4 separate regions of the Mus musculus genome follow, and regions 2, 3 and 4 are each linked to region 1. The links are chromatin loops, found by intact Hi-C in ENCODE. Cell type or tissue: left cerebral cortex. All regions are shown on one strand.

Region 1 (8,000 bases):
AAATACTGGACATGTGTAAAGAGAATCGACTTACATCTAACCAATACCACATCATGCATTATCTAACCCATACCCCATCAGATATTTTTTAAGAAAAGGAGTTGTTAGGAGTTAAATTATGTCAAACACATGGTGGGGACTGAAAGGCCAGCCTTGGGATGCCAGCATTTACACCATCAGGACTCCCAGGCTCTGTGAGGTCCCATGTGCACCCAATGGTTAGAATTTTGATCTTGGGTAGGAATGTGAAGATTAGAGCTATCAACAGTGTCCACTTCCTTGTCTTTCACCTGGGGGTGGGGTGGGGTGGGGTGATGGCAAATAACCACTATCAGTGAAACATAAAGACAGTTTTACTCCTGAAAACGAGAACAAGGACTGTCAACAGAGCAGAGCTTCCTATCTTGTTATCTAAAAGCTAAAATCCCCAATGGGTGAGGAAACTCTAGATAGTAATTATATTCTCTTTGATTCTTCTAATCAAACTGTGTCCTAGTTTTATTAGAATATGTCTTGGCCTAGTCTCACATGTACATTTTACATCATTTGTTTTGGACTCCCGTTGCTTTCAAAACATGTATTCAATTCTGCTTTTGAACATTGGAGAGGTGATGGCAGAGCTGGAGTTCCTTTATGTATAAAAGGGAAAATGATAGTTCTGATGTCTACTTCTCCTTAAATGCAGTTTTTATGCGATTCATGTCTCAAAACCTCAGACTCAGTGATATTTTGATCCAGCTACCGTCTGATGAATCTAGGGACTTTGGTCCTGTGTCCACAGAGGCTGTAGGATGAGAAGTGATGGTAGAGAGAGAGAATTGTGTGCTTGTCACAGGCCTTGGGTGGCAGCTAGTCTAAGTGACAAGTCAGGAGAATATGGGGAAAAAAAGGGGAGTTTTGACAATATGAACTCTTTGTACTTGGAACCTTTAATCTATGGCAATTTAAAGGTCACAGCTTGGAAATGTTCAAGCTTAAAAAGTTAGTTCTATATATTAAAAAATTTTTTTCCAGCCTCTAAATATAGGGGGAAAATGTAGTAGGAGGCAGGACTGACCATACGGGGATGAGGACATATCTGACCCTCACTGATCCCTTCAGTACGCCACAGTATTTCTGAAGGAGCAGAGGAAAGGCTTCATTGATTGTGTTGAGCTGAGCTGCTTCTCCGAGTCTGATAGGAAAAACTCAGGCATCAGGCAGCATTAGGTGGAAAATAATGCCCACACGTCTGTTATCTGCATCCCAAGTGACAGGGCATCAAGAAGGGCATCTATAGGTGTTGGGAGAGACTGTGGTGAGAGTCAATATCCCAGGACTATTGAAGCAAGGTTTGCCAGGCTGGCCCTGGGGGGTAAATTACTGTCTGCTTGTTTGATGAAAATTAGAATGTTGTCTTCCAGAAATTATGATACAAATTGCAACCAGGGTTACTGGTCCTGAGAGTCAGCGAACATCATTTGCTGAGATGAACAATATGTGTCCTGATGAGGCTTTGGAGAGAGCCGCTTCTAGGGAAAATGGTGCCAGACTTTTCTTTCAGAGACTCCATTTGAAGGAAGGCAGGGAAGAGGTCATTCGTTGTTTTTTTTTTTCCTTCAGAAAGAGAAAACAGCTCGTATTTTCACTTGAGTAGAGCAATGAATAATCTGGATAGGACTCCAGTCTTCCTAAGACCAAGTACTATCTAGTGGGAGACTCCAGGCAACATGGCTGCATTAGATCGTCTCCCACCAGGATTGATTTGTTACCAGGAGAATGCATAGCTATGTCTCCTAGCTCCATAGCCTACTTTATGTAAGTAAAAAATGACATTAAAAATTCAAACTTGGGGATCCCATAAAACAATGAGAATGGGTAGGAGCTGCGCACATCACCGGACTACATCTGACCAATAATAGGGCAGGCACACAAGAAAGCAAATATCCTATATAAGCTCCCTTAAAGCTCAGAATACAAAAACACATCAGCAAAGGGGTTTTATTTTGAACTCATAGTCTGAAGTACACAACGTCACTACCTGGAAGACACGGTAATGCTGAAATCCCAGCCAAGAGACCAACACAAAGCATCAAGAACATTTTTATTATTTGTTTTACTCTTTGGCGAGTGTGTGTGTGTGTGTGTGTGTGTGTGTGTGTGTGTGTGTGTGCACAAGTTACATGTGTGTGGTGATCAGCAGACAGCTTACAGGAATCAGTTCTCTCATTCACAAGATGGGTCAAGGAAGACAGAACTCAGGTCTTCATGTTTAGAGGAAAGTGCCTTTACCCACTGAGCCATCTCAGCAGCCCCACAGTAGAATGGGAATGTTGGTATGCTCGTTCTGTTCTTTAGATAATTTGTTTGTTTGTTGTTTGTTTTATTGAGTCTAGGACCCTAGCCCATGGACTTCAGTTAAACAACCTCACAGACATAGTGATTTGTTTCCTAGGTGACTCTAAGTCTGGTCAACTTGATGATGAAAATTAGCCCTCGTGGTACCCTGTTCATTCCCTCAGTCCACACATACATGCATCTCAGTCAACACCAAGCTGCTTTGTTACAGTGGCTCTATGGGATAATTTGGAATTGGGTTTTGTGATACTTCAAGCATTGCTTCCCCCCTCTCCCTGTCCCCTTTCTCTTTTTGACTGTTTGAGCAACTTAAAGTCTTTTGTACTTTTGTGTAAATGTTTGGATTGCTACTTCTGTCTCTGGGTAGAAAGTCATTGGTAGTGTTTGATGGTGATTACAGCAAATCTGTAGATCACTGGAGACAGGACACAGTATGGTCTTTTACCAGAGCAAACCTGACGTTCCATGAACATAGGAAATCTCTCCACCTTTTGGTTTTATTTTCAGTTTCATTCTTCATTGTTTTGTGGTAGAGTTGTAGAGATCTGTCACTGCCTTGGTTCTGTGCATTCCTACGGATCCTTTCCTCTTTGAGGATGTGACTATCATTAATGTGACTATTTTTGTTTTGAAGGGTTGTTACTGGTATAGAAAGGAGCCTCTGAGGTCGTTATGTTGGCTTTGTCTCCTGCCTATCAGCTCTAAAAGTCTTTTAATGTAGTGTGTTATGGATCACAGTCAGCTATTGGATGGGTCACACGGCCCCCAATGGAGGAGCTAGAGAAATTACCCAAGGAGCTAAAGGGATCTGCAACCCTATAGGTGGAACAACAATATGAACTAACCAGTACCCGGGAGCTCTTGTCTTTAGCTGCATATGTATCAAAAGATGGCCTAGTCGGCCATCACTGCAAAGAGAGGCCCATTGGACTTGCAAACTTTATATGCCCCAGTACAGGGGAATGCCAGGGCCAAAAAGGGGGAGTGGGTGGGTAGGGGATTGGGGGGGTGGGTATGGGGGACCTTTGGGATAGCATTGAAAATGTAAACGAGGAAAATACCTAATAAAAAAAAAAAAGAAGTGGAACCCAGGGCCTCATGAATGCAGGCAAGCACTCTACCACTGAGCCATGCCTCAACTCCCACAGTGTCTTTAGGGCTTTCTAAGTATAGAATCATGTCATTTGCAAATATAACTTCTTCCATCCTATTTGTATACTTTTAGTTTTGTCTCATTATCATGGCTAAAACTTGAAGTACTCTAGTGAATGATACTGTTGACCAAGGACAGTCTGTTTCATTCCTGGATTTAGAAGAAATACGTTCATTCACACTATCACCCACCTACCACCCCCAATTCAGTATGGCGTTGGCTGTGGGCTTTTCAAACACATCCTTTGTTATATGTGGTACAAACTTGCCAGGCCTATTTTTCTCCACAGACGATGCTTCCTTTTAAGTTGTGAAGAAAACTTCAGAGAGTGCCACTGCCTGGGCTCTGCTCCCATTCTGACTTGTGGTCCCTCTGTTTGTCCCTCAGGTATGTGCCTTTCATGACAGTCATGATTTGTAGTTGTGTGTGTGTGTGCTAGTTTTAGTTTAATAAAAAAAGCTACTAAGGAAATATAAAAACTCACTCTTTGAGAATAGCTACTAAAATTCACATGTTTAAGGAAGATATGGGGGAGGGCTGGAGAGATGGCTCAACAGTTAAGAACACTTGCTGCTCTTGAAACTGACCAGTGTTTGGTTCTCAGCACACATATCTGGCAGCTCACAAACCTCTAACTCTGACATGCTGATGTAACCAAGGTCTAGATTTCAAGTGGATTGTCCAGAGGCCACACCGGAATGATTCATAGTATTGGTTTTTGGCTCTGATGCCAGTTTCTATAGTTTTTGATTCTCAGCAGAGATATACAGACAAGGGGAACTCTGAAGTTCCTAGATTACCAAAGGCTGCAGGATACCATCGTTCTTCTTGCTGTAGGTCATTGTTGCAGAGAAAGAAGGCCAACTCACCTGGGGGTTTTGGAATCTTGCCCTCAATGTTCCTGTGCCCACACAAAGTTCTCTCATTTAGAAGCTGTGCTTTTTGCAGAGTGTTTCAAATGGAACAAATGCATCGCAATCAGCATGGAGTTGCAATCAGCAATCAGCTCCCCACTCATGCCAGCAGGTGACCCAGAGGCTCCAGGCCCTCCCATGGATGCAGCCATTTGACAGGGGCACTATGGAGTTTCATGGAGGCCTGGGCACAGCCTTTAGCAGCTTTTCACAGTTCTTCCTCCCAAGGATGCAGGTCTGCTAGTGATTGATTGCTGGAGTGATGCCTCTTATTCTTTCCAAGGGAAAGGAGGGAGACTGGCCAAGTAAAAGGGATAAGACAGTTTAGTCCGAGCAGGGTGGGGTGCTCACTGCAGCTGGGGTTACAAGGACCTTCAGGCTGGCCTCTGAAGTGTAAATACCTCATTCTTGCATACCCCATTCCCTAGCTATATCGCAACCCTTGTTTCTACACCCTCAAGGTGCTTCCTCCTGTTTGCCTCTAAAGGCAATAGAACTATTGCGGGTTGACTGCGCCCCCTGCAGGACAGGATTGGGGAGATGTGTGGTGCAATTTCACGTCTATAACTGCTTCCCAGTTTTTCTGCATTTTCTTGGGACTCCAGCTGAGGTCAGACTTCTTGACTGTACCGTTTCTTTCCTAGTCTCCTCCTCTCTCCCTCTGCCCCCTCCCTTTCCCATAGGAGCACAGTAAAGCTCACAAGGGCCAAATGGTAGTGTCAAATTCTACCAAGGTTAGGGATCGTCACTGGCTTGAAGTGGAGGTGTCCAACCCCAGCATGCATGGGACTGAAAGTGTTCTTGGATTTTAAAGTGTTAGAGCGGGGACACTCCCAGGAAAACCTCTACGTTTGTCACCTTACTCCCATGACTGGAGACACAGACTGAAGGCTTGAGGTCTCCTTCAGGTTCTCCACTCAATTACAAGAAATAGAAGAACTCTGACCACGGAGAGAGGAGAGCTAGTAGCTCTTACCAGTTATGGGCATTTGGAAGAAATGCACACTCACACATTTGGGGAAATGCACACAGCAGCTGATTTAGATTTAATGCCCAACTATTATTGGTTTTGATTTTGAATCATTCATATTATGGACTTCCCTTAAGTAACATACAAAGCAATCCAGAGCCTTTGTCCAATAAGTATCAATAATTTTCACTTGTATGTTATTTTATAATTTTTTATTATTTGAAACAGCATATGTATATCATAAAAGCTAAAAGATGGTAGCTATTTCTTTTTTTTTTTTTTTAAAGATTTATTTATTGATTATATGTAAGTACACTGTAGCTGTCTTCATACACTCCAGAAGAGGGAGTCAGATCTTGTTATGGGTGGTTGTGAGCCACCATGTGGTTGCTGGGATTTGAACTCCTGACCTTCGGAAGAGCAGTTGGGTGCTCTTACCCACTGAGCCATCTCACCAGCCCAGGTAGCTATTTCTTAACTGAGTGCTCTCATGTCCTCTTCATAACAACACTGTACTTATGGTTTATCAATTTGATAAATGAGGAATCTGGGTCTGTGAGAAGCAGATAAGAAGCCCAGGGTCAATGTCAGAGAAAGATGTACACCCTGGCCTCTGGCCACAAAGCCTAGTTCTACTCCACACATATCTGGTTTATTTTGTATGTTGGCTTCTTCACACAGTGACACATTGTCTGAAATTTTATAATTATCTATTCATTCCCATCCTAATAATATTTCCAGTCCATCGTTCAGCCATGTTTATGGTTTAGATTTTTGTTCTCAGATGCCATTGTTCCCTGTCTATTTTCCATTTGCCCAACAGAGCTCAGAACCAAGCTGTTGTTACCCTGCCAGGGTGTTTTTGTGGGGAACTATTAGAGAGTGAGAGAGACGCCACAGTCCCTGGCTGTCAGAGCCAGGAAAAAGGATCCCAGGGGCCTCTGGGGCAATGCTAACAACTGCACTCCGAGAAAACACCGATTTTTATCTCTTCTGAGCTTGTTTCATATGCAGCACATGCCCCTCGTTTGCTCCTTGACATGGTCAAATGTTCTTTGGTGGGAGCTCACATTTTGAATGAGTTAACTATTAACTGGCATCCAGATTTCTTAAGACAACCCTTGCTTTGAGGCATAAGGCTTTATCATTTGGTAATTTTGATTTTTTTTTTAAATTTCAGTTCAACAATAAAGAGCCGGGAGTGTTGAGAGGGATGGAAATGATAGATTTGTTAAAATAGAATTTTCTTGAACGATCCACCCATCAGAGGACTGGATCAGAGCAGCGTCTTCTCGACATGACAGGATGGCCGCTCATTCAAACCTGACAGGAGACCTGTGCACAATCAGGCCAGTCAGCATTCCAGCTCTGACTGGGAAGGAGTTCATGAATCTCCACCCCTGAGGAGCTACAGAGGACTGATGCTTTCTGGGGTAGGAAGAGACAGTTTTCTCTAAGGGTGTGGCCCCTCAGAGGTAAGTAGACCACACTCCAGTGGATGGCACCACACCAAGAAGTATGTGGAGAACACAAATTAGAATCAGTGTGCCATTAAAATGGAGAGGGAGAGAAGGAAAGAGGGAGAAAGGGAGAAAGAGAGAGACAGAGATAGAGAGACACACAGAGAAAGATTCTTTTTTGTTGTTTTGTTTTTTAGGTTGTTTTGTTTTGTTTTGTTTTGTTTTTTGAGACAGGGTTTCTCTGTGTAGCTCTGGCTGTCCTGGAACTCACTCTGTAGACCAGGCTGGCCTCGAACTCAGAAATCCGCCTGCCTCTGCCTCCTGAGCGCTGGGATTAAAGGCATACGCTACCACTGCCTGGCGAGAAAGATTCTTAATATAAAATTGAGAAAGAAGAAGGAGAGGAGATCTAGGAGGAGTCAAGGGGAAGAGTTGTGAATATGATCTAAATTCATTATATGAAATTCTCAATTAAAAACTCCACTTAGAAGTAGATTTTTTTTCTTGATAAAAACTATGTGCTAAATGACATTATGTGCCTGTCACTATTCTAATCATGGGCCCTGTGACAGTGAAAAGAGATGAGGTCATTATAGATGTAGTTTACATCTCAGTGAAGCCAGAGAAGCAGACATCTCATTTACATTATTGTAGCTTTTGATTAAAAATTCTTATTTTTAATAATGTGTCTATGTGTGTGCCTGAGTTTGGATTTGTGCATATAAGCGAAATACCCATGGAGTCTGGGAGAGTGTGCTGGGTTCTCTGGAATCTGGGAGAGAGTGCTGGGTCCTCTGGAGCTGGAGATTCGGGTGGTCTTGAGCCACACAAAGGTGGATGCTGGAACTGGAATCAGGGTCTCTGGAAGAGCAGTGTGCACTCTCAACTCTGGCGCCATCTTTCCACTCCTGTTGCATATATATTTAAAGTCAGAGATGTGGCACACTTTTGTATACCTTAACTCAGATAATCCAGAGGAATACAGAGTAGGCACCACCAATGTACCCACATAACTGGCTCTGAGATAGAGGGGTTGAAAACCATAAGGCCCTTTGACAATAAGCATGAAGATCTTTCGTAAGCTCTCTGCACTCTTTCCTCAAAGACAACCATTCTTCAACAGTAGCGATTCTCTCCAGCAATGCACTAATGGACTTATGGTTGAG
Region 2 (8,000 bases), 440 kb before region 1:
GACATTGCTCATTTCAGGATGCCGTGTTAGACAGGAATGGCCGTTCTAGCTTCTCTACAGGTACAGCCACTTGTAATGGCCCAAGCAAAGTATGGGGTTATGGGAAGTGTGAAGATGCTGCTGGTAAGATGCAGCTGGCTAACAGGGTCAGCTAGCTACCCCACACTCGGTCACCCAGCCACCACAGTGCACAATTGAAGTGGCTAGTTCCTACAGCTGCCGTACAAAGAAATGTAAGAACGGAAGAGTATTTCAGAGTCGCCAAGAGGAGGTTTTGGCATTTTTCCCTTCTGCTGCCATGAAATATTATAGGTAAATCTAAGTAGCAATGTGTGCAATAGAAACCAACACACGTGGGTTCAGATTGGGGTCTTGCAGCTGGGTAACCTTGGGCAATTCACTCCCCCCCTTTCCGAGTCTCATCTTTCTGCTTGTGAAACAGAGATGGCCATAACAGTACTTTCACCACAGTGCCGTGGAGAGACTTAAGAGGGATGCTCAGGAAGGGCACAGAGCCTGACTCGTTGCACGTGTAGATAAGTATATAGCTAAAGCTTCTTTTCTTTCGGATGTCAATGTAGACATCAAAAGGGAGATCTCCCTCGGAAAAAGATTATACAAGATAATCAATCATTGGCAACTCTTCTCAGTTTAGAACAGTGAATGAATGAATGAATGAATGAATGAATGAATATGAGGGTCAGGGTGTGGCTCAGTGGTAGAGTGTATGTTTGAAATGTGTAAAGACCAGGTTTTACTCTCCAGCACCAGAAACAGGAGGAGAGGGGGGGGGAGGGGGAGAGAGGGGGAGGGGGAGGGAGGGGGAGGGGAGGGGGGGAGGGAGGGAGAGGGAGAGAGAGAGAGACAGAGAGAGAGGGAGAGAGAGGGAGAGAGAGGGAGAGAGAGAGAGAGAGAGAGAGAGAAGGGGATGTTGCAGAACTGGCCAGCACTCACATCCCCGATGTAAAAGCACAGAGATGGGGGTAGGGAGGGGGGTATGGAGAGCATGGGGGTGTTGGAAGGGTTGGAGAAGTCGTGGAGGGGAGTCTTCAACATGAAGACTTGAAAGGAGAGGTGAGTTCATAAATGGCCTTAGAGCCTTGGGGACCACAGCTGACCTCCCAGCCCCACAGCTTTCTTATAACTTCAAAGAACGGTCTCTTTAGTTCTTGACCAGTGCTTCCAGCTGCAAGGCTTTGATGAACTTACTCGGAGTTTTGTCCCCCCTGTGACCTCTTGGCTCATCACATTCAAAATTCTCCCCTTTTTAAAATATAAAAGCAGCCATAAAAGCATCCCAAACCCCTCCTCCTTCTCCTCTCTCTGCCTCTGTGTCTGTCTCTGTCTCTCTCTCTCAACAAGAAGCCTACTTCAATCAATCATCCTAAAATCATCAATGCTGAGGCCGTGGCTCAGAGGCAAACCAAGCAAGTGCTTCGCGTGCACACTCTGCGCTTCATCCTCAGCACTGTACAGGGGAAAGAAAGGAAGAAGGAAAAAGGGGGGGAGGGAGGAAGGAAGGAAGGAAGGAAGGAAGGAAGGAAGGAAGGTGGGGTCATCATATAGAGACAGCAAAAAGTAAGAAGTGTAATAGAAATGGCTGTTAATAAATCACAGCACGCCGGGCGTGGTGGCGCACGCCTTTAATCCCAGCACTCAGGAGGCAGAGGCAGGTGGATTTCTGAGTTCGAGGCCAGCCTGGTCTACAGAGTGAGTTCCAGGACAGCCAGGGCTATACAGAGAAACCCTGTCTCGAAAACCAAATAAATAAATACATAAATAAATACATAAATAAATACATAAATAAATAAATAAATAAAACAAATAAATCACAGCACAGGGTAAAAGGAGCGTGAATCTAACAGGAACTATATAGGAAAGCTACATGAAAAACAAAAGAAATACGTCGGGGCTAGAGACTAACGATTCAAATAAAAACCTATAGATTGCCATTATTACATAAGATACATTAACATTTAAGATCAGTGTATACATTTAAATGTTATAACAATTTCAACACCAGTAGGATTTTCGGATCCAATTAGGCAAGCTGATTCTCAGGTTGGAAAGGGAAACCAAAAGGACATAGATGAGCAGGGGGGACGAAAGGATCTGTGAGAGGAAAGATGCTGTCACCAAGGGCTACAGCTTGAAGTGGCTAAATACAGCCTCGCAGAAGGAATGTTGGCAACACAGCCCCCAACAATGCGGATGTTGCAGCGAGGGTGCTGTCTCTAGGTAACCATAGGAACTCCCTTTGAAAGCCCAGAAGCTGCGGATCCCACCAGTCCTTCAGTGGACAGTAGCTGCCTTTGAGCTGGGTGGTCATGTGATGGGACTGAAAACTCAAAAGCTTTGATCCATATGTTCCTTTGTTCTCGGGCACAATGGTTACAATGATGATGATTCTTCTCGAAGTCAAAACAGGACTAGGGGCCTTGCTCATCTATTGTTACGATGTGGGGAACTTGGTGAGATCCTAGAAGGGTGAGATGTCAAAATTAGCGGTTGGTCATGCGCTGTGGAGACGTGGAAGTGTTCCTAGGCAGTGCTACAGGGTGAAATACCAAGAAGAATGCAGAGGCACCTAATTTCCTTACTTCTCTAATTTAATCTCTTCCTAGAACCACTGGAAGCACTGAATGCTCTCAATTAAAAAACGTGGGCAGGGGAGGGGGGGCAAAACAAAATGTAAAGTCTGGAGCACCCTGAAAAATGGTAATAATAGAATCTAGGGAGCAGAGGATGTTTCGGATCGTCCTCTCTTTAATCCTGTAGTTCATGTGATCAAAGTCAATATGTGGATATGCAATCAGCATCTCAGATGCATTTTTATGCTCCTAGAAAGCCTAGTGAAGATCCGCAACCTATGGGTAGGCAAGATGGCTTGAGAAGGTAAAAGCTCTTGCCTATAAGTTTGACAGCTTGAGTTCCACCGCTGCAATCCACACCATGGAAGGAGAGAACTGAGTCCCACAGGTACAGCTAGTGCGCTGGCCTGAAGCCACCAGGGTCCGCTGTCGAGCAGATGACTTTAGGTAGCCTGGCTAGGAAACTGACAATAGAAGACAATTGGGATCTTTGGGAACTCAGGGCAAGGAACTGTCTCTGAGGCTTTTTCAGGGGTCAAGAAAAGACCACCACGTGAGTGGGCTTGATATCTCAAGCACCAACGAGGTGGCCCAAAAGAGTATCTCCAGCCATCTAATTAGCTTGCTCAGAGGAGGAAGCCAATCACAGCTTTGACTCAGCATCAGTCATACAGACCCGCAACCAGAGAAAGTGCGCCCCTTGTGGCCAAAGTGGAATTGGCTTCATGGAGGCTGGCTTGATTTCCTTCCTTCCTTCCTTCCTTCCTTCCTTCCTTCCTTCCTTCCTTCCTTCCTTCCTTCCTTCCTCCCTCCCTCCCTCCCTCCCTCTCTCCTTTCTTCCTTCCTTTCTTTCTTTCTTTCTTTCTTTCTTTCTTTCTTTCTTTCCTTCTTTCTTTCTTTCTTTCTTTCTTTCTTCCTTCCTTCCTTCCTTCCTCCCTCCCTCTTTCTTTCTTTCTTTCTTTCTTTCTTTCTTTCTTTCTTTCTTTCTTTCTTTCTTTCTTTCTTTCTTTCTCTTTCCTTCTCTCTATATCTCATTCTCTCTCCCTCTCTTGCTTTCTTTCATTCTATTTTTTAAAGATTTATTTTGTTCTTAAATTTTATGTTATTATCTGTAATGATGTGTACTGATCAATACTGTAATTACGTGTAATGGTTCTCTGTACTGCTCAGTACTGCTGAGTCAGCTCTCCAGCCCTTGAGATTTAGTTTTATTTATGTGTATATGTTTGTGTGTCTATGTGTGGATTTTGAGCACATCATTTTGGTGCCCACAGTGCCCATGAAGTCCAGAAAAAGCTGTTAGATCCCTTAGAACTCGAGTTACCGGGGCTAGAGAGGTGACTCAGTGGTTAAGGGTACCAACTGCTCTTCCAGAGGTCCTGAGTTCAATTCCCAGCAACCACATAGTGGCTCACAACCATCTGTAATGAGATCTGATGCCCTCTTCTGGTGTGTCTGAAGACAGCTACAGTGTACTTACATATAATAAATAATACATCTTTTAAAAAAAATCTGCCGGGCAGTGGTGGCGCATGAGTTTAATCCCAGCTCTTGGGAGGCAGAGGCAGGTGGATTTCTGAGTAGGAGGCCAGCCTGGTCTACAGAGTGAATTCCAGGACAGCCAGGGCTACACTAGAAACCCTGTCTCCAAAAAACAAAACAAAACAAAACAAAAATTTTTTTGCATTGTTGTTTCAAGGCATCTGAAGAGTATTCAAAAATGGCTAGTGCTGCCACAAGGGTAGCCCATTGTTGGCGGCTGGTCTGGTTCTGCTATGTACTCAAAGGCTCAAATCTGTACCCCCAAGATCTAGTTGCCCAAAGAGGAGCACAGCCTTTGCTCTGTAAACCTTGGTCCCCAATTTGATTTCCTGTCTTTTATACAGGCTAGCTAGAATATATAATTCATTTTACAGCCCACCTGGCTGTTTTACTGAAAACCCTTTTGCTCAAAGCATCTAAGGCAGCAAGGAAGAGCTTTATCAGCTGCTTTATCTCCAATTCCTGTGCTTATTTACAGGAAAATGAACAGCAGAAGGTGTGCTTATAACATAAGTGTAAAGGGTATTTTATTAGCACCAACAGCACTTGTAACAGATTTTTTTTCTCCTTAGAATACTTAGTACCATCCCAGTGCCCAGGAAGAGGTGGGCTTCCTCCCCTTTGGTTCCCCAGGACCCCTGTGCTCTTCAGGAGGCATTATTATTATCCTTACACTACAATTGAATGTATGTGCACTCATGTGCATGTGTGCTCGTGCACACACACTCAGGCCACGGGTGCATATGAAGATGTCAGAAAACAGCCTGCGGGATTCAGGTCTCTCCACCATTTGCAGTCTGGGGACCCTTCTCCGGTTGTCAGACTTGGCGTCAGCCACCTTTACCTACTGAGCATTTCACTAACTGGGGACTGGAGAGATGGCCCACTGGTTAAGAGCACTTGTACTAGTGGAGAGACCCAAATGGTAGCTCAGAACCGTCTGTAGCTGCCTTTGCTGACCTTTGAGGGCACCGAACAGGCACGTGATGCAAGTCCACACAGGCAGGCAGTGCAGGTGTAAGATGAAATAGAGACATCTTTTTTTAAAATGAATTTTTATTTATTTTTAATTTATTATTTATTTATTATATGTAAGTACACTGTAGCTGTCTTCAGACACACCAGAAGAGGACATCAGATCCCATTACAGATGGTTGTGAGCCACCATGTGGTTGCTGGGATTTGAACTCAGGACCTTCAGAAGAGCAGTCGGTGCTCTTAACCACTGAGCCATCTCTCCAGCCCTCCCCCCCCATTTTAATTTTTTTAATTGATGCTCAGCAACTGTCCATGTTTATGGGGCATATTTTCGTATGTTTATGTAACAAGTTATAATGACAGTGTGGTGATTGGCATATATACTTCCTCAGACATTTCTTAGTTCTTTGTTTTGGGAAAATTCAAAATCTTTTCCATGAGTTATTTTTAAATATATAAGCTTTTTTTTCTTTTTAACAATAGCCTATTGTGATGGAAAAATCCTAAGAGTTAGTCTTGTTACCCAGCTGCACTTCTTTCTTTTTTTTTTTTTCAAAGATTTATTTATTTATGTGAATACTCTGTAGCCATCTTCAGACACTCCAGAAGAGGGAGTCAGATTTCATTACAGATGGTTGTGAGCCACCATGTGGTTGCTGGGATTTGAACTCAGGACCTTCAGAAGAGCAGTTGGTGCTCTTAACAGCTGAGCCATCTCTCCAGCCTCCCAGCTGCACTTCTGCATCTGTTCCTGTCAGCTTGCCAGCGTGTACCCTTCTCAGGCTTTCCTACTTGCTAGTCACTATGTAGTGCTGGTTGGCCTGGCTGGGAACTCATTATGTAGACTGTTTGGTTTCCTGCCGGGGGACAAGGGACTGAGGTGCATATTTTAGTGAGGACAAGGACATAAACACCTTAGTTCCTTGTCCCTGGTCTGAAGCCGGACTATCATCATCATCATCACTATATTATTTTTGTCGAGATAGTGTAACAAAGCCCAGGACTATCTCTGTAGACGAGGCTAGCCTGGAACTCCCAGAGATCTCCCTGCCTCTGCCTCCAAGTGCTGGAATTAAAGGCATATGCTACAACACCTAGCTATTTTTTTTAAGAGTTATTTATTTATATGTAAGTACATTGTAGCTGTCTTCAGACACTCCAGAAGAGGGCATCAGATCTCGTTACGGATCGTTGTGAGCCACCATGTGGTTGCTGGGATTTGAACTGCGGACCTTCGGAAGAGCAGTCGGGTACTCTTACCCACTGAGCCATCTTATCAGCCCCGCTATTTTTTTTTTTTTTAAATTGCTGAATAAAGTTAGTGTGTGTATATCTTATATTTTCTTCATGAGCACCTAGGTTATTGGTTCTGGATCTTGGCTAACATGAATATAGCTGCAGTTTTGTGACGAATGGTTGTTATGAAATATAAGAGGCTGGGGGATACCTTTGGTGGGCCCATGCCAAAGTGTGCCCTAAAATAATAACACCATGCAACAGACCTGGGGGAAGGAGAGAGGAGCGAGGACCTGGAGAAGGGATAGAGGCAGACAAGTGGACATGTAGACAGACAGACAGATGGGAGCAGAGCCATGAGGGCAGAGAAAAGGGGGAGAGGGAGAAAAAGAGGGCACACGCAGAGAATGAGCAAGGAGCTGCCCACGATAGAGAGGGTGGGGCAGGGAGGGAAAGAGCTAGCCTGGCAACCACAGCAGCAGGCCATGACTTAAGCAATTGCTAGGTCTCTTCTGACCTCAGGCCGAGGCTGAATCGCTTGTACGCTAACATTGTTTTGTTTTTTTGAGGATGTGCCGGTGATTTCTGGGACTTCCTCCAGAGTAAGCTCAGGCAGAGGTCTTCCCTTCTGGCCTTCTGTGCAGTCCATCTCTTCGTGGGAGTTTATGATACCCTCCCGAGATTCAGGGATGCGCAGCTTTCTGTAACTTTTTGTCTCATGCCTTCTACTTTGTACAGCATCCTCTTCGCAGGAGTTAGTTAAGCACTGAAGAGGGTCAGACATACTGGAAACCACACCCAACATAGGAGGACTGCGCTCTCCCCTGGGATGGGAATCCCCCAGAGTTCCTGCTCTGCTCTCCAGTGTGGACCGGACAGACTCTCAGAATCCTTGCTCCTGTGACTGGGTCTCAAAACTTTTATTAGTAGAACATTTAAACTTTTTTTTGTTTTGTTTTGTTTTTTTCGAGACAGGGTTTCTCTGTATAGCCCTGGCTGTCCTGGAACTCACTCTGTAGACCAGGCTGGCCTCGAACTCAGAAATCTGCCTGCCTCTGCCTCCCGAGTACTGGGATTAAAGGCGAGCGCCACCACTGCCCTGCCTAATAGAACATTTAAAAAGAGCCAGTCATAAGTTACAAAGCCTTTTCTTGCATATCTTCTTTTATATTTATTCATTTTTTTTACTTAATTTGAAAGAAATATTTTATTATATGTACATACATATACATGAATATACATATGTGTGTGTGTGTGTGTGTGTGTGTGTGTGTGACACAAAGTGTCATGTAGTCCAGGATAGCCTCCAACCTCCAATTCACTGTACTTACACACACACACACACACACACATGTTTGAGATAAAGTGTTATATAGTCCAGGATAGCCTCCACCACACTGTGTAGCTGAGGCTGGCCCTTATTTACTATTACTCCTACCTCGACCTCCTGGGTGCTAGGATTACAGGCATACCTGGTTTGAGACAGATGTCATGGCGTGGTGGCTCAGGCCTTTATTTCAGCACTCGGGAGGCAGAGGCAGGCAGATTTCTGAGTTCGAGGCCAGCCTGGTCTACAAAGTGAGTTCCAGGACAGCCAGGGCTGCACAGAGGAACCCTGTCTCGAAAAAAACAAACAAAACCAAAAACAAACAA
Region 3 (8,000 bases), 83 kb before region 1:
AGAATGCATGTGCACAAAGCCCTGAGTTTGATCCTCAGCAAAATACACATGTACACACACATACATGCACACTCACGCATGTACACACACACAGTTTAAACTGATTTCACCTCCCTAGTTATATAAAATTTATCTTTTTTGAATCTATTTAATTCCTTGGTATAGTCAATTCCAGTGAGAACCTCTCTTTCCCATTCAGCCCATTAAATACTGAAGGAAGCAATAAAACTCGTCCCTACTTGCCACAGTTAATTCTGTCTCTCCTTTGTGTATTTTCTCCTTTATTTACCATGTTTTTCTAATATTTGTATTAAATCACTAATTTACATATTTGTCTCCATTTCAATCTGCCAGCCTTAGTGAATTCAGTATGTCTAATTTCCATCACCTGGGGCCTCTTGAGCATCTCTCACTGAGACACTTAAACAGCCATCCCTTTCACTAACCCCTGCACCCCATCTTTCATAGAACCACTTTGACAGCTATTGCTAAGCAGATTTGGGATGAGGGTGTAGTTTTAAAACACAGATTGCTGAGCTGTGCTCATAGCTTTTAATTCAGTACATTACAGCATCAGTGTTCACTCTTAGTTTTACCAAGAAGTTAAAAGAAAAATATGTCTCCAGTCTCAGAAATTCTGATTTAAAAAGCTTGCATTTGGGCCGGGCATGGTGGCGCACGCCTTTAATCCCAGCACTTGGGAGGCAGAGGCAGGTGGATTTCTGAGTTCGAGGCCAGCCTGGTCTACAGAGTGAGTTCCAGGAAGCCAGGGCTATACAGAGAAACCCTGTCCCGAAAAACCAAAAACCAAACAAACAAAAAAGCTTGCATTTAGGCCGTCATAGTGCTTCCCAGTTGATTTTTACTGTGCATCAGATTGAAAACTGGTATCTTAGGGTGGGATGTGAGTCAGGACCAACATCCTACCAAAGTAACTCTACAGTCAGTCTCGTTTGAGACCTGTGTCAGGAATCTTCTGAATGGAATTTGGCATAGAGGTAGTATCAGAATTTACAGTTTCTACCATTCTCTCTCCCATCATGGCACCCCTCTTTAAACATTCAGAATATAGCTTATATTTTTTGGCCTTATTAGGATCAGCATAATCTGACCTCTTCTTTATTTTCGTGAGCTGTCACTCTTACTTGTTTCTACACCGTCATAACCATGACACACTAATTTTCTGAGGGAAAAAACCCCACATGATTACAGGGCCACTTGAATTGAAATATAAACTCAAGTTGGAAGGGTGGAGCTATTAATTTGGGCAAAAAGGAAGAATCACTAAAAGGGTCCCCAAAGTTCCTGATGTCAATTAGGATACTAAACAAACCTTGAGTTCTGCTTAAGCCCTACAGAGTTCAGAAATAAACTAGGAGGCAATAAACTGTCTTTCTCTTTCCACCACATTCCATCAAGTCTTCCCCACTCTACTGGAGAATCCGGTCATCCCAGATGCCCTGGCTTTCCTCATCTTCAGATGTCAGCATTTTTTTTCCTTAGGCTTTTTATCATGATGCCTCAAAATTTCAGCTCTGAAAATCCTCTTGAAAAATATGCAATACATACTTGCATTTTCCTCTTAAAATTTCCATTGAAAAATCCAACAGCAGTATCAAGGTCAAAAGAAATTTTAAGGCACCACCAGAAACTGCCTCAGAATCCCAAGTTTTCTATTCCAAACTGTTTTTATCCTCCATGTTCAAAGATTTTTTAAAAATTCTTAAACTATAGGCTCTTTGACTAGTCTACATCCTGAAAAAGAGTGTCTTTGCAATTCACTTGGTAGCACAAATGTGGATGTGCCTTGAAATGCCATAAGGCAAGTAAGAGTTTTTAACCTTATTCCACTGAACAGAACAAACAATACATTGGCTACAGTTTTAGATACTACTGATGCCAGGAAATTGGCCAGGACTTCACTGTAGTTATTACATGTGGTAATACTTAAAAGGATTACTTTCTTAAAATCTGAAAAACTTGAAATTACTAAGACCTATGTGCTTCAGATAACAAATGTTAGACTTCCAGCCACACTGTATCAGCTTCTGTTAAGTTCCAAACCTTTCTTTCAGTTCCACTGAAATTATATGTAAATAATATTGATAAATAATAGACATTATTTGCTATATATAATATATTCTTCACTATATATAAATAATTTGGGGAAAGGTACTTGCTGTTAGACACTAAACTCATAACATTGCTTCTAAAAGCAGATGTTACATTTTCCCTCTTAATAACCACCTTAGGAAAAAACTGCCAAAGCATGGGGTGACAACCAACACCAGGTCACATGTATATGTGACCTCCATACACATATACCCATACTCACACGTATACACACACTAGACACATACCCAGACTTGAAACAAACAAACTACATTGGCATTAAGAAGTCCTACATAAAAAGCTGTGAAAACCCTGTGCACCAACAGACTACAATATGAATGACAAATTGCTTCAAAGCATCTCCCAAGGTAATTCCTAACTACAGCTGCAATTTACCAATCAGTTGTAGTTATCCTTTTAAAATGTGTGTCATTGCTGTCCAAATCTGCTGTGCTGACTTATGATAAAAGAGTTGTCTTTAACAATTTCCAGTTATTACAGGCTTCAGACATTTTTGAAAAACCTACCAAATCATAACATTATTCTGATACTAATACTTTATAAAGAAGAGTGAGCTATTTTAGTAAGTTCCTAGTCATTTAGGAGGGCGGCTTCTAGAAACTAATTGCAAGTAGAAATTTTTTTAAATGTATAATATTCCCCAAACTTTTACTATTTTGTCACGTACAGATGCGTTGACAAGTCATAATCTTTAAATACTTGAAAGCAAACTTGCCCAAAGTATTTAAATACTATGTCAAATAAAAATGTCAAAACCAGAAGTTAATCATAAAGCAACCAGACTCCCAACCACTAAGTACAAACAGGGGGAAGGGAGAGAGGGGATGATGTCCCATGACATCATTTGGCAGTATGGAGTTTGAAGGCTGAGAGCGCCTTCCAAATTAACCCTTGCAAAATCCAGCTGGGAAATTACCACGCTTATTAAGCTTGGATAGCCGAGTTTTAAAAGAAGAAAAAGCCTCGCTCCTTCAAATCACACGTCAGTACCGTATGAAAAAAATAAAAGCATCCAGGGAGGCAACTGCCTCCCACTACCCGGATAGCAACGGAAAGGTCAGAATTAGGAGGAAACTCCTCTCTGAGACTGTTCAACCCGAGGGGAGAAAGGACCGCAAAAGCGAAGGGAAGCGCTGCCTTGGCGCCCACAGGCAGGTTCTCCCACTCAGGGAAAACCTCCCTGACGCCCAACTGGCACCCATGCTCATCCAACAGAGGATGCCGACCCTCAGCAGAAAGTCGGGAGCCAGACCCCCCGAAAACAAGCAAACACCCAGCATCAGGCAGCGGACCCCACTCCCCGAGCGTGGAAGGCGCGGTTCCCAAGTGATGGCCGTTGCCCTCGAGGCGCAACTTCCCTGTTGTCCCCTCTCCAGGCCGCCTTCAACCCACCGCCCAGGGCGCCCCCCGGCCCCCGCCGCACCTACCGCGGCTGCGCCGGCCGTCACGATGGGCGGCAGCTTCTCGCGCTCCGGTTCTTTCCCCTTCCTCTCCTCCGGGGCGGCCGCGGCTACCGCCGGCGGCGCTCCGGGCGAGAGATCCCGAGCCGCCTCACTCATGTCTGGCCGGGCGGCTGAGGCGCGAGGCGGTGGCGGCGGCGGCAGCGGCGGCCGGACTGCAGCCGGGGCGGGCGCTGCTGCTGCTGCCGCGGCCGCGAGAGGGCTCCTTCCAACCGCCGCCGCCGCGCCGCCCCCGCCCCCGCGCGCGCCCGCGGCCCGTCGCGCGCCCGCGCGTGTGCGCGCGCCCCCGGGCTGGCCGCCAGGCTCCGCCGCCCACCCCCTGCGTGCGCCCGGCTCGCGCCCTCGGCCGCGCTCCGCTCCCGCGGGTCCGCCGGCCGGGGCTCAGACCGCGGCCCCGCGTCACGCGCGGGGACCGCTGAGGAGACGGCGCGGGGCGGGAGCTGGGGGGCGCCTGGTCGCCATGTTGGTCGCGGGCTGTGGTGGGAGGGCGACAGGCCTTGTAAAGGCTGTGACACGGATTCTAACCCTGGCTTTCCCTTCACCTGGAGTGGCAGGTGAGCCGGGGACCTTTGACCCAGCTGGTGGCCTTTGACCTTTAAACTCGCGCTCAGGAAGCGGACTCGGGGTCATGTCTGCCCCCTGATCTTTCCTCCAGTGCCTCCAGCGCCGGGGAGACTGGGAGACCGCTCACCTGAGCATCCTTATGACTAACTCTTTCCCCGTGTCCTCTCCTGGCCTCATCCTACGGGAGAAGCGCTTAGGGTCGGGAGAGGACAATGCGACACCGTGCTCCCCTCCCACACACACTCCAGGGCAGGACGGCCAGGCCACACTTTCCATTTCTGAGCCGCGGTCCCTCATGACTGCCAAGTCCGCCTCTCCCTTCCGTGCCCACGCGCCTACATTTTGCTCTCCCCGCCCCCCGCCGTCCTTCGTTCCCTCTAATCCCTTGTCCCCTTCCGTTTATAAGTTACAGATGGACAGATCCAAACTGCTGAGTAATCCATAATAAACCTCGTAATAAATTCTGGGTAAGAACGTTTAAAAAATTACTTTAAATCGTCATGTTAAAATATCCCCACCTCCACCACCCGACGACGACTTAGACAATTTCCTTTCTCCTCGCCCCCTCCTTTTCCTTTTATCAGTCTGCTGGAATGGCAGAGACACCTGCTGATGGAGGAGAAGGGAGAGAGGAAGTATTCACTGTACCACTTACTAAAAATAGAGAATTTCTCGACATTGAGGTCTTGGGATTTTTAGTTGAGACTTCGTTATTTTATTCATGGTGAAGTGAATTTTCTAATCCAAGAATACTCAGCTCCAAATACAAGAAGCAAGAATATCTCTGAAACAAATTCAGAGGGGATTTGGTGACTGTCATTTTATATAATTCAGAGTCCGCAGAACTAAATAAATAGTTACAGTTCTTCCTGGCATGAGGTTGTTTTTCAAGCCCAGAATTTGTAGCAAGCAATAAAGTGAATCGGATAGTGCCTACTGTATTACTTTGGAAATTATAAAGTTTGCTTCTATTTCTAGGAAGTATTTGTAGTTTTAATATAATTGCTGTCACCATCGTTTCTCTATTAATAACAAAAGGTGTACAATAAGTAGAATAAAGTAGCCAGGTATTTCATAATCTTTAGAGCCAAATGACACAGGCACTACTTTGCAACACCCTTTTCTGTCTCCTTTTTCTTGAATTTTTGTTTTTAGACCTCTCTTCTTAAATCTCCGGACTATCTCATAGACATCTGTTTTCTTTTAGCAGGCCAGCATGCTGAAAACTGGTAACAAACATTGTAAAACCAACCTTTCATTTTAAATACGATTCAAGATGTACCATGCTACTGTGTCTAGACTGGTAGAATAAATTCTGAAATGATGGTGGGTTATCTCTCCTATTGTCTACAACCAAATTTAGTAATTTGCTATTAAAATACTTGGATCAGAAACGAGTTGGATCGCATGCCTTATGCTTTCACTTTTCATGTGTGAGACAAAATAAAAGTGTGTCTGTACATCTAGTCACATTCAATAGAACAAAAATATTTAGATATTGGCAAAAAAACTGGCAAGTCAGAAGTGTTCATTTCTACTGCTCCAGACGAGATAAGGCAATGGAAACAAGCCCATTGGTTTATTCTGCTGGGAGCTCTATATAGGAAAGATAAGCATCATGATGAATTTGTTTCCACTTCCTACTAAATACATGATTCATAATGTACCACTTAAAGTCTCTTTCATACAAGCCCCGGGTAAGGACTGGGAGGTAGATGGGGGTGCTCTTGGTAAGCTAGAATGATAACTCTGGCAGAACTTGTAAGGCAACTGTCACGAAAAACTTTTTGTGTGTACCTACTGGATCTGGGGGTTGAGGGGAGTCAGACAGAGCTCTGGCTGCTATGCATAAAGATGTGCTGAAGACGCTTTTCAGTGACACCAAATGTAATGGTCAAGTGTGGGGACCTTTCTAAGTCCAGATGCAACTGGACTTGATCAATCAGGTTTTTCATCTGATTTAGGAAGGCAAAAGACCTAAAGGGGAACGGGGTGGCATGGGGCAATGAAATGGGATTTAGAGAGATTATATCCAAAGAGGAATGAATGGCAAAGATAAGAGTTGGAAGGCAATGGAAAGTCTAGCTGACAGAGCACCCCTTTAATTACACACAGTAATAATAGTGTACTGAACAACAGCAAAATTGGTTCTGAAAGAGCATTTAAGAATGGTTCCTAACCAATCATTATGATCATGTGGTCTATTTTAAATGTGTGCTTCAGACTTACTTTTAAGGTTCTATCACATTAATTTATCGCTTGATGTGCCATGTTGCACATGTGGAGGTCAGAAGGCAGCATGAGGCAGTTCTCTCATTCTGTTGTCTGAGTCCCTGAGGATGGAGCTCAGATGTGAAGCTGGGCAGCCAGCTCCTTAATCTAGTGAGCTATCTCATCAGCCTTGCGACACACTTTTTAAGGAAAGCGTCTTTTTCATATTCCAATTGAGTATTGGTCCTGAAGTAGTGAAGTCAATAAATATACTTCTTTTAACCGTGTTTGGCATACTTCCTTGGGTACAATGATTGTAACTTTTTGGAGAAAAATGCATCCAATCTGTTGCATTACAGAAGAAAGTGGAACACACTGGCCGTCAAAATGAAGCAAACACGCAGTTGTAGACAATAGGTTCTATTCAACTAGAGATGTTCTCTAAGACCCTGTTCACGACTTCTGTTTTTCACATACACAAAGATAGAGCATTTCTTACTTATTTTTATTAAAAACAAAAGCCAAAACTGTACCCAGATACTGTTTACACCTATACAACTCTTTCTTTAGAAGCTTCTAATGGTGGGATTATCATGAAAGAAAAATAAAAGAATGTGACATTTGGGGTGAAGGGTAAGAAGATGGAGAGGACCTGGGAGGAGTAGAAGCAGGGGAAAGAATATGACTAAAATATGTTATATAAAAAACGTATAATACAAATGTACGAAACAGACATCTATGGTAATAGAGAGTGGAACAGTGATGACTTAGGGGTAGAGGTCAGAGGATGCAGGGATGGAAAGGACAGAGTTGGAAGAGTGACAAAGCCATGTTCATAGTAGAAGACGGATTGACTTGCAACGGCCATATTCACTTCTGTGTGTGTGGGACCTTTATGTGAGCTGTATGATATGGAAATACGTTTCAAATGTATAAAACTGTTTAGAAAGACTGTAGTGCAGCAAATCAGAACAAAGAGAGGATGGAGTTTTGAAAAAAAAAGTATGCACTGTTGCATAGATCTAAGACTGAGGAATGTGGCGGTGATCGTCAAAATGCTGCAGTGATCGTCAAGTTTGGCACCTTAAAGCTGGATGCTCCTTGTCATGGACTCCTCAATGGTCCTTGTCATGGACTCCTCAATGCCCTTAATATCTTAAAGATTATGCTTTGTCTGCCTTAGGTCTTACCTTCAGTTTCTTACCTACTCTAATTGCCACCAGAATGACCTCTTAAAAAATATATAATTCTTTGCTGGTCCTTTGTTTAAAAATACTTCAATAGCCTTTCAGAGCCTTTACAATAAAAATCCAAACCCCCTGCTCTGGCATTCACCTGAATTCTTTGAAAAAAAAAAAGGGGATTTTCAGAATGCCCTAATTAGAGTCACTTTTTTTTTCTTCCTGCTTCCAGAACATATTGTACATATTTACTTGGCATTCACAGACCACATTGCGTCTTTGTTATTTGTTCCACAATAAATCCATGGAGAAGAGGGAAAGCGCCATGTCTAATTGCTCCTTGAATCCCCACCTGCAGGGAGCATACTATCTGGAGTGTGCTGTTGAAGTAACTCAATAAGCTCATATTAACGAAGCAAGATGTTTTTGTAACGAGGCTTGTAAAGGCACT
Region 4 (8,000 bases), 68 kb before region 1:
TCAATGAAAGTCCATCTTTTATCCACAATGATTAATTTAAAGCTGGGGGTTTAACCCAACTCAAGTTAGCAAAGGCAAGGGAAGTATTTTCAGAACTTTTAAGGGAGAATGCTTCTTCGCATAGCGAACTTGGGAGAGAGAGGACAAGCTCTTCTCTCTCTCCCTCTCCTCCTCCCTCTTTCACCCAACCCTAGCCCCTGCGTGGAGGTTCCGGGGAATAAGCTCTGTGGAATAAAGTTGATGCCATTGATGGCAGCAAGAGAGAAAATAAAGAAGACTGGGTTTTCTTGTGTGATTCATGATCCACAGAACTTGACTGACTACATCACCTTCCTCATAAGAAATGGCCTTTATTGCTGTTATTATTATATATAGCCAAAAAAAGTCCTATTTTGGTTATCAACTTTGGGGGTTGGCCCAGGAATCCTTGTGTGACGTAAGCCCTAACAAGTGATTCTAGATGAGTTGGTAGTGAGCCCAGGGCCACGTATTTAGAGAAATCACATTTTCAGAGAGCAAAGGTACTTGTTTCATTAACTCAGTACTCTGAACTATTAAGTAAAATATGTAGGTTAACAAGAGTTTAACTAATCACATTTAATGAATTGTATTTTGACAGCTTAAGTCATTTGTCTATTATATATCTGCCAAAGATAAATGCTCTTGAAACCTAAAAATCATACATTTTCTGCCTTTCCATCATAAATGACTTCATCGCAGCAACAATGACACCAATTTTATGCCTTTTATGTGGCAAAGTAGAGAAAATGGGTCTTAAATAGTCATTACCCAGTAAAAGTGGAGCTGTCACCCCAAATAGTCAACAGTCAGAGCAGAGAGTTTAAACAAACCCAGCAGCTCCTATATTCTTCCCTACACATGAGCTAAGGGACTTAGCAGGGACATCAGCCTTGCAACTGTAAAGAGTTGTATTCTGTCAACAGAGCTCAGGCAGCTGATCCTTGACCTCAGCCTTGTGGACCCCTCAGTAGAGAATCTAACCAGATGTGTCTCAGCTTCTAACCAACAGAATCATGAACTCATACATGACTGCTGTTTTAAGCTGTTAAATCTGCCCTGTTTTTATATCTGTGGGGTGTGTGTGTATGTATGTGTGAGTGTGTTTGTGCACGTGCATGCCATGAGAGCACATGGGGGGGGCTGTTGCATACACTCCTGAACATGCAGAAGTCAGAAGAGGATGTTGGGTATCCTGCTCTACTGTTCTCCATCTTAATTTCTTGATATAGAGTCTGTCATTGAACCTGGAGCTAGCCGGGCAGGCAACAAGCATCAGTGATCCTTGAGCCCCGGCAACCCACATCACCAGGGTTGCAGGCATGTGTAGCTGTGCCTAGATTTGTATGTGGGCATTAGGGATTTGAATTTATGCCTGTACAGCAAGTATTACATATGGAGTCATCTCCTTAGTCTTGTGCTAAATTCGATACCACGGTAAAAAAAAAAATTAATAGAGTCAAGAGCAGAGTTCAGAGTAGAGAGAGAACCTCCATCCACAGTATCCCTAACAAAGTGATGGGGGAGAGGATACTGGAAATTGTGTTAAACACAAACCATTAAAAAAATCTCTCTCTCTCTCTCTCTCTCTCTCTCTCTCTGTCTCTCTCTCTCTCTCTCCCTCTCCCTCTCCCTCCCTCCCTCTCTCTCTCCCTCTCTCTCTCTCTCTCTCTCTCTCTCTCTCGTGTGTGTGTGTGTGTGTGTGTGTGTGTGTGTGTGTGTGTGTGTGTGTGTGTGTGTGTGGTGTGATGTTTTGCATGAATGTGTACCTGTCTGTATACCACTTCCATGCCTGGTGCCTCTGGAGGACAAAAGAGGGTGTCAGATCCTATGGAACTGGGGTCCCCAATAGCTGTGAGCTGTTGTGTGGGTGCTGGGAATCAAAGTTGGTCCTCTGGAAGAACATCCAGTGTTCTTAACCACTGAGCCATCTCTCCAGCCTTTATTTTTAAAACTTCTAAAATCCTTCATTAAGTCGCACACGTATTGTCAAGTGATACTGCGCAGGCTTACCGACTCCTGACACACTGTGTGTCTCTCTGTTCTCACCTTGGCTAGAATGTCAACACCACTGGGCAGCAACCAACAGTCCTTTTTCACCCTATCCCAATGCCAAGAGCGGAGCATGATTCCCAGTAGGCACTTAATGAACATTTACAGAATAAACAAATACATTATTAGGAGTAGAATTATATCAGCCAGCATTACAACAACACTCAGCTGCTGGCAATTATTTATGCTTGAATTCGTTAGAAAGATTATAATAAGCTTCTTTGACTGTGCAAATACAGTTAAGTTGGCCAAATCATTCAGAACATAAATCCAGGACGTCAGGGCATATGCTTTTCGTCCTAGCACTGGGGAGGTAGAGGCACGTGGGTCTCGGGGAGTTCCAGGACATCGTGTTCTGCATAACAAGTTCCAGGGCAGCCAGAGCTGCCTAGAGAAACCATGATAAAAAAAAAGGGGGGGGGAATGAAAAATAAATAAACAAAAATGGCTTTATGAGCAATATAAAAGAATAAAAGGGACACTGCTGCTTTCTTCGGAAAGTCATTTGTATCAGATGGTGTCTTTCTGAGGCAAACACGTGAAGGAGTGTTTTCCTGAAGCAGACACAGGTGAAAGGATGGTCGGCTAAAGCCAGGACGTGAAAGGACGCGTGATGAAGGATTCTTTGCTAATGACACACACGTCTTGGTTCACCTTACATGCATTGTTGAGCTCCACTTGTCAGGACTCCATAGAAAGAAACACACTAAAAACCTCTAACGGTATGCTGGCGGCTTTTTGCTGCTTCTGTGGACCCAGGTCAGTGGGCAGTGATGTCAGCTGATACTACTGACTCACATGGAAGTTTGCTAAGAAAGACTAATGTGCTGAGGCAAGACACATGTGAGGCAAGACCTGTGGAGCACACATGAAGTTTGGAGGGAATATAAATAGGACTCTGGACTGTGGGAGGGGATTGCTTGTAGAGCAATCTATGCAACACTTCTTGGTCTCACGTCTTTGCTAAGAGAGGCACAGCAAAGAACTTCTCCTGGCATCCCTGTTGGCCCTGGTCCCACCGGCTGACTCCTGCCGACTTGACTAAGGTCTGACTGTTTCTGCTAGGTCATGCCACCACTGCTGCTATCACGACATTACTGAACCGGACTGCTGGTATGTGCGTGAAGTGTTTGCAAGTGGATCAAGCTGCCACAGCTGACCGGTGAACGGAACTGCTGACTTCCTGACAATGCAGAAGGGATTTGCTCCAAAGAACCATTTCTAAACAGGTCCACTTCCCCTGTATCCTAATAACCTATCTTTCCCACAACCTCTGGTGGGTGGTGGGCGAGAAGGGAGGTTAAAGCGTTTAAGGACCATTATTAAAAATAGGGTGAGGAAAGAATTAAAGCCAGCAAATAAGTATGTGACTGTGAATTAAATTAGATGTTAGTTCTAAATGCTTATCAAGTCCTTCAGTCATATACAAATCCACTTTTAGAAGTGGTGAGTACAGCTGCTAAGTCAGATGGAGTCAAAACAGACTAAAAAACCAGACAGACAGACACCAAACAAGGTTCAAATTTATAGTTGCTGGAAAATAAATACAATCCCAACCTTTTCCATAAGGAAAGAGACTGTTAGGTTCTACCAAAATTGTATTATATGTGAGATTCTGGGTTATACATATGAGCAAACATGCCTGGCCTTCTAGCGGTTCCAACCATGGCGGGGCCCTAAGGCAGATTAAATACAGTACAAGGCTGTGTGTTAGGTCTTATCAGAAAGATCAAAGCAATGAACCATGGGAGTAAAACTGACAGAGTAATGCTTGTGGCTTTCTGTTTTGTTTTTGTTTTTGTTTTCTTGGAAGGTTGAACAAAGGTCTCTGGGTGAAGGCTTTGTATAGAAGTTTCATCTGACATCATGACAATGGGGGGTAGAAGGTGACCCACCAGAAACCTACCCTTTGTCCTTTGTCTCATTAGTGGCTCTGAATCCATGCCTCAGAAGCAAACTCTGTGTGTGTGTGTGTGTGTGTGTGTGTGTGTGTGTGTTGATGTCTGTGTGGTCGTAGGGACTAAACTCATGTCCTATGCATATGCTAAGCATATGGCAAGTATTCTTCAAACTAGCTATACCTCAAGACCCACCTCAGCGAGAAATACATAGAATCTTCCTAGACTGAAAGTTGTAATTTATTCCATCCTCCTAGGACTCACGGGTACTTAGTCTTGTGTATGTGAGTTTTTCATATACACAGTGGAGAAACATGTGGGACCTTGGACAGTTTAAAAGTGTTAAAGAAATTCTACTGATGTTATCAGAGAGGGCAATACAGAAGAGCCCCCAATCCACTGGCAATTTCTTCTCTCCAGGCCAAGGAATTAATCTACAGGCTTTTTGATTCTCTGGCAAGCCTCTATTGAAAGTGTTCTTTTTATGTAGTGAAATGTCTTTTTGAACTTAAATATAGAACCTATATTTTAAAAGTATGGTGAAATACACAAAGAATGAGAAATAAGATTTTTTTTTCTTTTAAAAAGCTGCTTTTGTGACCCCCCGGGACCCCTTTAGTGGTGTATAGTGGTATAGCGTGTATAGTGGTGAATAGTGACTACATTGCCCTCTAGTGGCAGCCTGAGGTTATTAGGCATAAAACTCGGTTCCCTTTAGGTAGGAAGGTCAATTGATTGTTTCCCAGCGAGGGTGTGCTGAAGATGCTCAGAGGATAAAGACTCTTGTTGATTTCATGGGCTAACAAATCTTCCTTTTGTCACAGCACAGTGTGATAAAGAAACTAGAGCAGCAGGTTGAAAGATGGAGGAGCACTTTGAGGAAGCACTCAGTTCTCCCGGTCTTGGGGCGACTTTTAAAAACATCTTACATTTTTAAAATGTACTATTTTTTTTATGTACCTCATTAGCTTATGTGGAGCAGAGCCCTAAGATGAAGCATTCACCAATGCTTCCCAAAGCCCAAGCACAGGTAGGAAGAGGCAGCTGGCAGTGCCAGTTACAGCTCAAATAACTAGTGTTATTTGACCCAGGCGAGGGGAGGGCATTAAGTGGGCAGGGTAGGCGGGTGGGGAAGATGAAGGGAGGGCACTTTTCCCACAAGAGGAAAAGGAGTTAGCGATGTGAAAAGACTAGGTGTGTACATTTAGATCAAATGGGTCTCCAAGGTCACCAAATCGCCCCCAGCATTCTTTCCTTTGGACACTCAGGAAGAGGTAAAAGTGTTCTGTAGCTCACCCAGGCAACTGGAGTGTCTTTAAGATGTTGCCTCTCTCTAAAGTAACTTAGCCATGTACCAGCTGAGGACAAAGCAAAATCATTAGTTAAATTAGCAGCGTGATTTTAGGAGATGAGTCGTTGCTGGCGGGGACGATCTAGCCACAGGTTTCACTTGGACCAGTGTTTCCTGTCCTGTGGGTTTCCTTAAAGAAAATGAAAAGAAATGAGTGTGTTTTCTAGATCACAAACCCCTTTAAAAATTGTTTGTTTGTCTGTCTGTTTGTTTGTTTGTTTAAATTGCCACCTCACGCATGTGGAGGTGAGAGGACGGACGACTTTACGGAGTTGATTCTCTCCTTACACCTTACTTGGGTTCTGGGGTTGCACAGCAAATGCTTTATCAGCTGGGCCATTTCACTGGCCCAGGACCTGATCTATCTATCTGTCTATCTGTCTGTCTGCCTGCCTGCCTGCCTATCTATTTCGAGGCAATCTTACTGTGTATCCCTGAATGGCCTGGAACTTGCAATGTATTCCAGGTTGGCCTCAAAGTCACAGAGGTCCACTTGCCGCTGCCTTGCTGGGTTTAAAGGAATAAATCCAGGCCCAGTCAAATCCCCACTTTTTAAAGTGGGAAACTTAACATCTTGTTTGTTGGTTGCTAAACAACTTTAGGGTACACTGTGATGTATAACACGTTCTCTCCTCCCAGGTTTCCCCTCTGGGCAAGCCAGCTCTGCAGCAGATGAGGAGGTCTCCCTTTTTCTTAGCTGAAAAGGACACTCCATATACCAGTACGCAGCAGTGCGGGAGAGGACACACATCGTGTCCGATGTGGTTTCCAGGCAGAGCGGCTATGGAGACAGACGTGTTGAGAGGTGCATACAGATTTCTGCTCCCTAATTGAGCAGAGATGAATTATCCAGCCCTGACTACCAGCACGGATGATGAAACAATGCATTTTTAGACTCTTCTCCGGGGTATGTATGAATATGTGGTGTGTAGGACTTTTCCTCCAAGGATAATTTTAGCCCTGAAAACTCATCAAATTATTTCAAATCCTGGCAAGTTTCAAAACATGAGTGGGTGACTTAGGAAAGGTCTATTCTCAAGAAGTAACAATGGTGTCAGCACCATCCAAGGGACTTGAGAAAGAACGCGCGCACACACACACACACACACACACACACACACACACGCTCTCTCTCTCTCTCTCTCTCTTACACATACACACTGAATCACTTTTTCTCTCCCTCTCCCTCCTCCACTCTCCTCCTTCCCTCCCTCTGTTCTTTTGCTTCCCAGAAATTAAGATGGATTGACCACATTGAGAGTTATTTGTATATTTCTTTTCAAAGCCAAGGAATACATTTATATTGGCGTTAGAGACAAACAGTTCTATCCCACAGAAACTCGGACAGAGTTTAGGCTTAAATCAACCAGCACCACCGGAGCTGGAGGGATCACTCAGTGTTAAGAGCACTGACTGCTCTTCCAGAGGTCCTAAATTCAATTCCTGACAACCACATGGTGGCTCACAACCATCTGTAATGGGATCTGATGCCCTCTTCTGGTGTGTCTGAAGACAGCTACACTGTACTCCTATACAATAAATAAATCTTAAACAAACAAACAAACAAACCAACAAACCCAGCACCACAACCATGATTATTGCTGACCAGACACCACCGTTTCTACTTGCCACTTCTCTCTTTCCTTTCTCCCGAGTCTTCCTCTCACAGAACAACACAGTCAACGGGGGTGGTAATATATATCTGTCAGTCATCCCGGGTGGTTTCAGACCCTGCCTTTGCAGGGATGAAAAAGAAACGCTCTAAAGGAATAAGTAACTACACACCGTGTGAGTAGGTCTTCCTACTTCCCTTGGCCTCGTTTTAATTCTCCCTCCTGCCTCCTACCAAACACATCTTTCCAGGTGGACTGCCATTCGCTTGATGGGATTGCTTTCCTTCTGCTTAGCAACTGGCTAGAGAAACATCATCAAAAGACCCCCACCCCTCTCTGCCATAACCAAAGCGTCACTCTCCCTGCCCACTCATCTGTGCTAGAGAGGATTAGACTGAACCTCGGGTGGCAAAGAGCAAATGCTTTGACACCCCCCCCCCCCCAGAGAATTGATAGCCCTCTGAGAACAGCACAATGTGCTCATGAGACAATCAGAAAGCTTCACACAGAAGTATAATAGGCTCTAACATGAATATAATTAATGATCAGGCCGGAGGAAATGAGCCAGCCAGTTAAATAAATATTTATTTAAGCAACTGTGGCAGACCCACCTGCACTCAATGGATTTTTTTTTTTAGCTTCATTAAAAACCTAAATTATATACATCCAAGAGACCAAACGGGTTAATATACATCAGACCTATGTGCAGGTTATAGGTACACAAGCTAAGAGAGTCCCAGCATTAAATTACCTTAAATGCACTCGGCTTTTGTCTACGGAGCATCCGCACCTGTGAATTCAATTGACTTCATGCCTAAATTATTCAGAAAATATTGTGTTAGCAATGATTATTTTCAGACTTTTTTTTTCTTTCTTTTCTCTCTTCCCAAAACCCTAACAGTACAAGGCTGGTGAAGGAAATGAGAGGATAAAGGTTGGAGCTATGCAGATGGTCTTGGGACACTGGCCTGAGGAGGGCCTGAGTAGAGATGGAGTCTTAGATGATGTTGGTTAGGCTATAGGAATCTATGAGATTGCTCTAGTAGAGGTGAGGGGAGACTTGAAACA

What was found. Peaks named below come from ENCODE experiments on the same cell type or tissue, not always from the same donor. Only the 100,000 strongest peaks of a DNase experiment are listed, where the experiment ranks them.
Region 2: a loop joins it to region 1, with 4 times the contacts of the local background. A loop is called at or near these places in 2 of 42 quality-filtered maps.
Region 3: it touches region 1 in a loop (6-fold over the local background); 10 of 42 quality-filtered maps call a loop at or near these places.
Region 4: a loop joins it to region 1, with 5 times the contacts of the local background. A loop is called at or near these places in 12 of 42 quality-filtered maps.

The regions. Positions count from the first base shown.
Region 1 is chr19:36,467,217-36,475,216 of GRCm38, reverse strand. No RefSeq gene overlaps it. Among named protein-coding and RNA genes, the nearest start is that of Pcgf5, 61 kb to the right of the region's middle. In left cerebral cortex, a CTCF peak has its summit at 4,931 (motif pointing left); DNase peaks (open chromatin) are centred at 3,697, 4,028, 4,358 and 4,934.
Region 2 is chr19:36,905,114-36,913,113 of GRCm38, reverse strand. No RefSeq gene overlaps it. Among named protein-coding and RNA genes, the nearest start is that of Fgfbp3, 10 kb to the left of the region's middle. In left cerebral cortex, CTCF peaks have their summits at 3,053, 3,256 and 6,270 (motif pointing right); DNase peaks (open chromatin) are centred at 2,230, 3,038 and 3,241; H3K27ac peaks cover 1,205 bases.
Region 3 is chr19:36,550,476-36,558,475 of GRCm38, reverse strand. It overlaps Hectd2 (HECT domain E3 ubiquitin protein ligase 2), which reads right to left and starts at 3,837. Exons shown (of 21, transcript NM_172637.3): 1 at 3,561-3,837. The coding sequence starts at 3,692. It overlaps Gm41838 (a long non-coding RNA gene), which reads left to right and starts at 4,437. Exons shown (of 2, transcript XR_877830.3): 1 at 4,437-4,624; 2 at 4,742-5,551. In left cerebral cortex, a CTCF peak has its summit at 3,645; DNase peaks (open chromatin) are centred at 4,439, 4,691, 5,447, 5,581 and 3 more places; H3K4me3 peaks cover 2,882 bases; H3K27ac peaks cover 1,967 bases.
Region 4 is chr19:36,535,369-36,543,368 of GRCm38, reverse strand. It overlaps Gm32143 (a long non-coding RNA gene), which reads left to right and starts at 4,568. Exons shown (of 3, transcript XR_386676.3): 1 at 4,568-4,998; 2 at 5,959-6,226. In left cerebral cortex, CTCF peaks have their summits at 4,622 (motif pointing left) and 6,815 (motif pointing left); DNase peaks (open chromatin) are centred at 4,639, 5,809 and 6,251.